Linked DNA regions of Homo sapiens: region 2 is linked to region 1. The links are chromatin loops, found by intact Hi-C in ENCODE. Cell type or tissue: endothelial cell of umbilical vein. All regions are shown on one strand. Each heading gives the region's core, and the rest is flanking DNA. Links, peaks and the distances in the headings are about the cores only.

Region 1 (6,440 bases), core at 1,872-4,371:
GCTTGAAGTCAGGAGTTTGAGATTGGCCTGTGCAGTACAGCGAGACCTCTTCTCTACATAAAAATGTTAAAATTAGATACAAATATAAGCCCGTAAATAATCTTTGATCTTAAAATTTCTAATTTGGAAAAGTGTCATTTGTATGGTGTTCTATATTATTAATGGTTTCAAACTTTAATCAGAGATATCTTTCCTTTTCAGGCAAAGCACACACCATGAAAGATACTGCTAAAAGTTTTTAATATTGCCAGTAATATTATCAAGGTAATTAAAGGGCTTGTAATAATATTTTGTAATAATATCTGAATATCTTAGTGATTAAACTTGGAAAAGCCAAACTAGATAGAGAATGACACTGAGAAGAGTAGATAGCACAGGGTCCAAGGTCAGGCGTGGTTCAACAATTGTCCATAGAAAGTCTTTGTTTTGATCAGGATATATGAGTTGGAAAATTTCGTGATCGTGGATGAAGTTTTCTTTGTACTTTCATGAAAAACTACCATTTAAAATTTGGCAGATGTTTAAAAATGATGATTTTTTTAAAACTACCATACTAGACAATGTCATTTGTAAATCAATGTGTAATTAAAACATTTTGAAAAGATGCCCATACCAGACCTCCAGATTTTCTCCACATTTGAGTAACTTGGAATTTGATTTTCTTCATAGCCTGTTAGCCATTTTGACTGAAACAGGACCACACCAAAGGCAAAGGCTGGTTGTTTCAGTCCAGAGATGTGCCTCCATAGAAGAATTACTTTGAACAAATCTTAATAGATTTTAGGAAAATATTTTAAAATCAACTGTTGGAGAATTTAACTATTTTCAGATGAACAGTTTATTGCTTGATTGTTTTTCCCTTCTTATTCTTCCATGTGGTTTTATGCAGAAGTGATCTGGTTGTAAAATATGAAGAGATGGCAATAAACTCATTTGGCATTATTTGGATCAAGCAGCTGGTTGACTTAAATCAGTTATATCACTTCTGTCCACCTCCATGCGAAGCACTGGTCCAGACCACCATCTCCCTCACCTGGGTTACTACAGCAGCTCCCAGCTGGTCTCTCTGCTCCTCTTCTCACTTCTCCAATCTATTCTCAATGAAGAAGCACAAATGAAAAAATATTAATTGTATCATGTCACTCGCCTTCATTCATTTAATGAGCCCTAATCACAACTCTTTAGCTTCCTGCCACATTCAGAGTAAAACAATTTCCCATTCTGGCTTTTAGGGCCATCCTTGATCTTGCCCTTGACTCTTTCCAATCTTGACTCCTCTTTCCCTGGGTCACAATCCTCTAGCCCCACTGGGCTCCTCTCATTCCACCCCTGGAGCACACAAGCTTTTCCTCACCTCAAGGCTGTGCACATGTTCTTTGCTCTCTCTACTGATGGTCTCTCCCTTTCCTCTCCTTTTTTTCTCAAAAAGAAACCCCTCTTCTTTTCAGGATAATGTCAACTCTTCAAGTAAGCCTTTAGCACCCAGCTAAAAGATCCCGTCCATCTCAGTCCCTTGCTGGTTATCTTCTCAGCGCATATCACAATTAAGAATGGCTCTATTGCTTTATTCTGTGTTATCCATGGGAGCTGACAAATGTCTGTCCTCTTAACTCATATCTTCCCAGCATCCAGCAGAGTGCCTTGCCCATGGTAGGTATCTAATAGGTATTTTTTGAATTAATAAGTGAATGAACAAATGATATTTCTTTCTGAAATCTTTGTCATCAATCTAATCTGAAGATTGGGGATATTCTAAATACAGTTTAAATAGCCTTATATTTCTTATTCTCAGAAAATGGCCAAGATATACTTCTGGGGCTGAATGGCTAGACCTGTTTTCCTATGGGAGGGTATGGGGATTCTAGCCATGTGAGATAGCCCATATTTTCCATCTTGTGTCATGCCAGCACTCAGCAGTTTTTATCCCAGTCTTAGTATAGCCCTGAAATCATGGGAGAATATGAATACAGTGAAGTTCAGATGGAGGGTGGCTCAGAGTAGGTTCCCTGGACTAGAGTCCAGCAACTAAAATCCAACTAGTCAGGCCAATGGCAAATGGGCAGCTCCTGGGCACCACGCAGGTTGCTACAAAGAACTCAGATTGAGTTTAGGAGCTACTCAGAGGAACCTGGAACACAACACTGCATCAGCCTGGAGAACACTTTCAAATGCTGAGAGCTTTCCTTACTCCAAGGGCATGTTTGTGAGCTATACTATCCAACCCCCAACCCCTCATACTTGGAGAGATGTAAATCTGAATGACACTTAAGCTCTTTCTCTCTCGTGGATATAGACTGAGATCTTCTATGGGCAAATCATTTTCTAAAGAGGTATGTCATTTCATAGTTTCTTCCTAGATTTGAGGGGATGATGCTATCAATTGTCCCTTAGCCTTTAGAAGAGAGTAGCCTAAGTTGAAGAGTTGCTTTTGTCATGCTAACCAACAGCCAAAGCAGCAGGAATTGTGTGATTGAGGGGAACTTCAGGCAGCCCAGGAGGTGCAGGAGTTTATATTCTCTCTCTGTGGCCTACTCAAAGGACTTTCTGATACATACACCTCCAGGGGAGTGGATAGAGTTTATCACATAAACTCCTCTAGGGAGGATTACTTAGGTAAGACTGGAAACTCAGAGGATCTGAGTAGGGCCAAAAGCCAGAAACTGGTACTCTGAATTATAATCCAGATGTCCAGTGGGAAATGCAGCTTGGGAGAGACCTGCACAAAAGTCCTCCAGCATTTTTGTAGTTTTTGGATCGTTTACTTTAACAAGCTCTTCCCCCACTGCACTCCCACCTCTACCTTTGTTTGTTCAACCTTTCCTATATTGACTTTAAATTAAAAATAAATTTTACAAAACATAACACAATAGAGATTCGATGGCTAAGTGATCACACAGCATTTGCCCCAAAGAATGAAACAATTAAAATCCCATCAGTCTTGATAACGTTTTGTACCGTGATGCTAGACTTCCTGTTGCTTTGACCTCTCTCCTTCCGGCATCCTGTCCGGGGACAGAAATGACACCACAAACGTTTCCTGTGCCTGTCCTCTCCACTTCTGACCCCTCACTACATCCTCTCTCCATCTATTTGGAGAGCAATGATTTGGTTCCTTTGGAATTCCTCCCAGTTCATATATTTGATGACACTTGTTGCTAATTTGGGATGCCGACAATGCAGGCAAAAGCCCGGGCTGAGCTCATACCAGCCTTTAGCCTCCTACGCCACTAGCATACTGGCAAATTGGAAATGCAATATTCTTAGCTATTTTTGGTCATAATTTGTTGTGGGATCCCTTCTCACTGCAGTCTTCCTGAGTATCCTGGATATCTGAAATAAATTAATATCTTAAACTCTTTTAGATACTTTTTCTGTGCCCACTCATTTTGAAAACACCTCTTGAAGTATCATAAATCAGTGTCCTGCTGTGCAACTGTGGGAAGGGTCCTCTGGACAGAGGCTGAGGTCAAGGACTCCAAGTCTGGGACCAAGGAGCTACCATCTTGCTATTTGCCCTGGTGCCATAGGAGCCTTCCTTTTCTTCCCCAAGCATCTCATGTCTGTAGAATTAAGATGTCAGCCCATAGCATAACAGCCAATGGCCAGCCATGCTTAATGCTGTGGTCTGCAGAGCATTCAGTACATTGTTGCCAGCCAGAAGATATTAAATACAAGTCATGACCATACTACCATAGAATAATAATTAAAAGAAGATGAGTTCTGTTGCCTTCATGGTACTCTCCTCCCCATAATTTAGCAGCTGATGGGATTGGGAAGCCAGGCCAGGTACAGAAATGGGGCCCCAGGTGCTGTCTGCATACCTTCCCTGCACCAGGAGGCCTTGGTTCTGAGCCCTGTGCTGTCTGCCTGCTGGCCAGCTGCCTGTGGACACCCACAGATGCCCCCCTGCTGCTCCAGACACACCACTGGAATCTATTCCCAAACAGCACATGTTGGGTTCACATTTTCATCCTCTTCCTTCTTAAGATGAAATCTCCCATTTTTTCCTCTACTGAGAGACCCTACTAACTTACTTTATCTGAATCCACACCTGAACATGATCACTTACCTTTCAGAAGCCAAAAATTAATTACTGGCCTTGCCCAAATCTGCATATCCAGAGCCTAGAAATGCTAGAAGTATTTTGCAAAGTGCCTGGCACAGAGAAGGCATTGACTATGTGGCTTACTGAAGGGAGGGAAGAGACAGAGACAGGAGAGGGAGTAGGAAAGAGGGAGTGAGAAACATTCTAAAACCCAGAGACATTCTAATGTTAAGCCTTCCTTGGGTCATTCCAAGCCTTTCAAAGAGACCTACATCTAAGAGAAAACTATGATTTTACCACCTTATGTGGTTATGTGCTTTTATGACTATCAAAGATATGGAGATGCCAGGAAGAACAGATTGACAATAGCAGCAACAAAAGCAGTACCTAAGAGTTATGAGAACTTTTTGGGAGGCACTTTGAAATCTTTGACACGTGTGGACTCATTGAATTTCCAAAACAATGTCATGGATATAGTGAGTAATACTGTTATAGCTATTTGATAGATGAGCAGATGGAATTTAGAGAGATTGAGTAACGTAAAAGTTAGGAAGTTGGAGGGGGTGGTGTTGAATTAGATGTCACATCTACTTAGGGGTTTCTTTAGGTCTTCTCTGAAGGTTCTATGACCCTTCTCCATGGTTCCAAGTTCTCAGAATGTGAAGAAGGCAGGCTCAGTGTCATCTTTTCCTGCTGTCTTAACTTGAATGCTTTATGATTTGATACCCTGAATCCTCTTTGCAACTCTACTTCGGTTGGGATCTCCTGGTGCCCAGCATACCTGTCTCCCTAATCCCACAGCCTCCTGAAACAGCCACGTTCCTTCCCTGTATTGCCTCCTCGTCTTTCAGTGGGGGGTGACAACAATTCAGGCTCTTTCAGTTGGGTGCCATCAAGGCTTTTGTGAGTTGCTGCTATGGAGACAAAGCACAGGTACCGTTTCCATTTGCCACCAATTGCTATTAAAAGACAGGCACGGGATGGGAGCCCAAGATGTTCAGTGAATCAACCTGGAACTTACCCCTTTTTGAAAATTCTAATAGAGGGTAATTCAAGCATGTTTGTTGGTGAGCCATCTGCCTCAGGGACCAAGCACAGGTTAGATAATTAAACTCAACCTGTTCCTGCATGGCTGTCTGACTTACCATTTACCTCATTTCAGACTACTCGCCTCCAAAAACCCACTCTCCAAACTGGTTAACTCATTGTTCCCCCAAAACACCTGTCCTCCCTTCTTATTTTTACTCATGCCATCCCATCCACCTGGAATGCCCTTACTTTACTCTCCCTTTCCAGATCCTTATCATTTTCTTCACAATATGTTCCCCAATCACCTTGCTCACAATGATCAGTCTCTCCCTTGGATTCCAATAGTAACGAATTCTATATAATTTGTCTGGTAATTAATCACATGCTGCCTTACAACATTCTACTCTTACCTTAAACTGTTATTTAAATCTTTAATTTTAACATAACTGTTTCCATATGTTTGTCTTATTTCCTTAATTGGAATATAAGATCTTCAAAGGCAGGAGATATATTATACAATTGTATCCCCTTTAGTACTTGGTATGGGGCTGATTGTTCATCTTTTTTTTTTTTTCCTTTTTTTTGGCAAGTGGACAGCCAAAATTATAAAATTTCAGCCAATTACTTTGGTAATAATAGATCAATAATAGTCAAACATGTATGAATGAGTGGAGAACGTGAGACACTTTCTAACCCAGAGAACTGAGGAATGAGCAGGAACAAGAGGACTTTTAGGAGTCCACTGGCCATATCTCTTTCAGGAAGCTTTCAGTCTGCTTCCTTTCTTCCAAAGGAAGACATATAATTCTAGAAAAATGCCTCCATAATTCTTCGTTTGTCTCTCTTTTTCTCTTCCCCATCCCTTCCACCTTGCAACATGCATACTTTATTTCTTCTCTTTTTCTTTCCTCTTGAGTACTCATAAAGACACGTCCTAATGCTTTTACTGTGGCTGTGACATCTTCCTTTGCTACTCAAGGCCAGGGAGTTTGAACCCTCATTGCACAAAGAAATAATTAAAAAGACCTTAATGAAATTAGTATATGTGGTAGGCAGCCTCTGTGATGACCCTCAAGGACCCCAGACTCCTAATATACACACCTCTGTAGAGTCACATTCCTCGAGTGTGGGCTGGAACCAGTGACATGTTTTTAACAAGTGGAAAATAGCAAATGTGATAGTATGGCACTTTCCAGATAAGGTTCCAAAGAAACTTTGGTTTCTGTCTTGCCTGCCTTCCCCGCCTCCTTTCTCTGAGCCTTCCCTCTAGGGGAAGTTCCTCTAGGGAACAACAACTCATATGTTGTGAACAGCCCTGGGAAGAGACCCATGAGGCAAGGAACTGCCAGTCCAAGGGCCCCGAGGT
Region 2 (2,500 bases), core at 1-2,500, 290 kb after region 1:
CTGAAGGTTTCCTATTCCGTATCTCAATCATGTAGTAAACAGAAGAAAACAAAAGCCTCCCCTCCACGAGTCACTCACCTTGTCACACAGTGGGGAATCATTTCAGCTGTGATCTGCTATTTAGACTTGAAGCCCAAGATACTGAGATTTTGCCTTTCTCTTTGGTTTGCATAGCTGATGTTGTAGACAGGGATTCAAATAACAATACGGCACAAGAGAAACTGATTCACTGGAAGACACACTATGGTCTGTTCTATTCTCAAATTTCACAGAAAGCAGAAATTCATACTCTGTACATTTTTCATCTTCAGTCCCTATTTTCCCTCTGTCAGCAAATTTCCAAAATTTCACTTTTATTTATCCCTAAGTAATCACACTGTTTATGGAGATTGCTGCGACCACGCTAAGCACAGAGATAGTAGACTCTTGCAAGACTCACAACCATGAAGCACAAATTAAGAATGAAGGAATCTCCACACTCCACGGCTACATTACGAAGGCTTTTTAAGAAAAGCATATGCAGTCATAGTGCTATATACAAAAGAATTTTCCTGGACATTAATGCCTCAAAACGAACCTCCCAAGGCCCAGAAATTCAGCCATCACATGCCAATCCATCCACCTCTCTTCCACCCTCTGCCCCTTTCCACTTCTCACCTTGTGTTTGGAAAAAAAAAAAAATTAACTTCAGTTTCACCCGAGGGAAGTATTCCCCACAAACGGAGAAAGGAGGGTCTGTGTTCTGCACATACACAGACAGACTCACACGGTCTGGATGATGCTTTCACAAGTTAAGGGGCCTCACGCTTACTCAGCAGAGGAAATCTTTGTGTCTGTGAGGAATCACGCCAATTCCTATTAGTAAGAAAGGATACAGGGGTGAGGAAGCCTATTCTCTCAATGACCAGAAAAAGGGGCCCAGCGAAAACAGAGACCTCTGCCATGACCATCTGCAGAAAGGAAGGATGTTGTCAACTTTCTTCTCCCCAAAACTCTAATGACCTCCGCCTTGACCCTCAGAAACCAGACCCACAGGAACACGGTCTTCTGCAGGAACTGAGAGCTTTACACCAGAGACACAGCACTCAGAGGCTTGTCGCCCAGGCTATCTAGCCCGAACATTTGCACTCACATTCCAAAGATGTTTCCGTTGCGCTGGAATGGCTGTAAATTTCTTTCCTGCAGAATTCTTTCCAAACAAACTGCCATGAACTGCACTCCGGCAGGAGCTCTTAACCAAGCACTGTTCACCTCAATGCAACAAATCTTTCAGATGCCGAATATGACTGAATTGGTGGCTGGGCCAAGGGAGTAAACTTTAAAAATGCAAATATATACAGGGAAAAAACAAACACACCAACCCACCAGAAGTCGTACCTTCCTATGTCTGGTACGTAAAGGAAACTTTCCTCATAGGCTCGATTTAATTACAAAAACAAAACTTTGCTTACATTTTTCAGGGGTATATTAAATGGGCTGTTTAAAATAAAATTAAAATAGATTTTTTTCCCCCATCAAGAACATCAGAGGGTGAGAGAGTTCAAGAGAGTAAGCATCCCCTTTCCAGCATTTGAAAAAAAAAAAGTACATTTTGTTTGCGTGAATAATAAAAACAGTAGAGAGCTCTGAATATTAAAGAGGATTATTAAATTCCATCAAGAGTTTTCCAAAGTAAGAAACCAATGCACTTATAAAAAGGAAGTATAAATTTTTAAAAAAGATTTTAAATACATGATTAATACTGATACTGAACTGAAAAAGAAAGCATCTATAAAAACTCAGTTGTCTTGAAACAAAGCTTATACTTTTAGCTATTGACAGTATTTTTAGAAATAGGCTCTCTCTGGAGAGTTTAAAGTATACAAATGCAAAGTGCCCAGAGACACAAACACACACATGCTATACCTTTGTATTACACTGGCATTTTATTATTTAATTAAAGTACTCTTATTTTTCTAGCTCACGCATGCTTCCCTTGAGACGGCTTTGCTGTTAGCCTGCTGGCCTTGACTTCCAGCCAAAAACAATTCAGAAACAAAAAGGGACAACAAATCATATTTTCACAGACATTTTTATCCCTCAATACAACCCTGTTTTCACACAACATCATACAGCCCCTATGAAAACTATAATTTAGGGCAATAGCCACCCGAAACCCAGGGTCTGACACATGACTCCGCGAAGTATTTCCTGCGTAAGAAATTCTTAAGTTCTTAATTGCAAATAAACTCTTTTAATAGAACCACTTTCACCGACATTGCTGGTTTGCAAACAGTGCCACTGGTACCGGCTGATGGATTAAAAAATAAAAACAAGCCCATGAATGTAGTTCTGATACAGCAGCGATCTAAAGATGAGGTGTTTATTAGTTCTAAGCTCTGTGTTATTTCATTACTTAAAGAGAGAGCCATCATCTGACTTGCCGGTGCATCTTTGGTGTCACAGTTTAAAATGCATCATCTAATTTAGAAAACAAACTGATTTACCAGGTTAATCCTCT

Evidence for each region. Hi-C counts contacts between places; a loop is a spot of excess contacts. Peaks named below come from ENCODE experiments on the same cell type or tissue, not always from the same donor. Only the 100,000 strongest peaks of a DNase experiment are listed, where the experiment ranks them.
Region 2: it touches region 1 in a loop (11-fold over the local background); 4 of 110 quality-filtered maps call a loop at or near these places.

What each region holds. Positions count from the first base shown.
Region 1 is chr18:55,107,563-55,114,002 of GRCh38, forward strand. LINC01929 (long intergenic non-protein coding RNA 1929) reads right to left here. Exons shown (of 3, transcript NR_110743.1): 3 at 1-1,091. Among named protein-coding and RNA genes, the nearest start is that of LINC01929, 14 kb to the right of the region's middle. In endothelial cell of umbilical vein, for the core only: no CTCF peak of the experiment used is centred there; a DNase peak (open chromatin) is centred at 3,069; H3K27ac peaks cover 1,627 bases.
Region 2 is chr18:55,400,923-55,403,422 of GRCh38, forward strand. All of the region lies in intron 6 of TCF4 (transcription factor 4), which reads right to left. Among named protein-coding and RNA genes, the nearest start is that of TCF4-AS1, 50 kb to the right of the region's middle. In endothelial cell of umbilical vein, for the core only: no CTCF peak of the experiment used is centred there; DNase peaks (open chromatin) are centred at 169, 1,039 and 2,059; H3K4me3 peaks cover 1,335 bases; H3K27ac peaks cover 2,500 bases.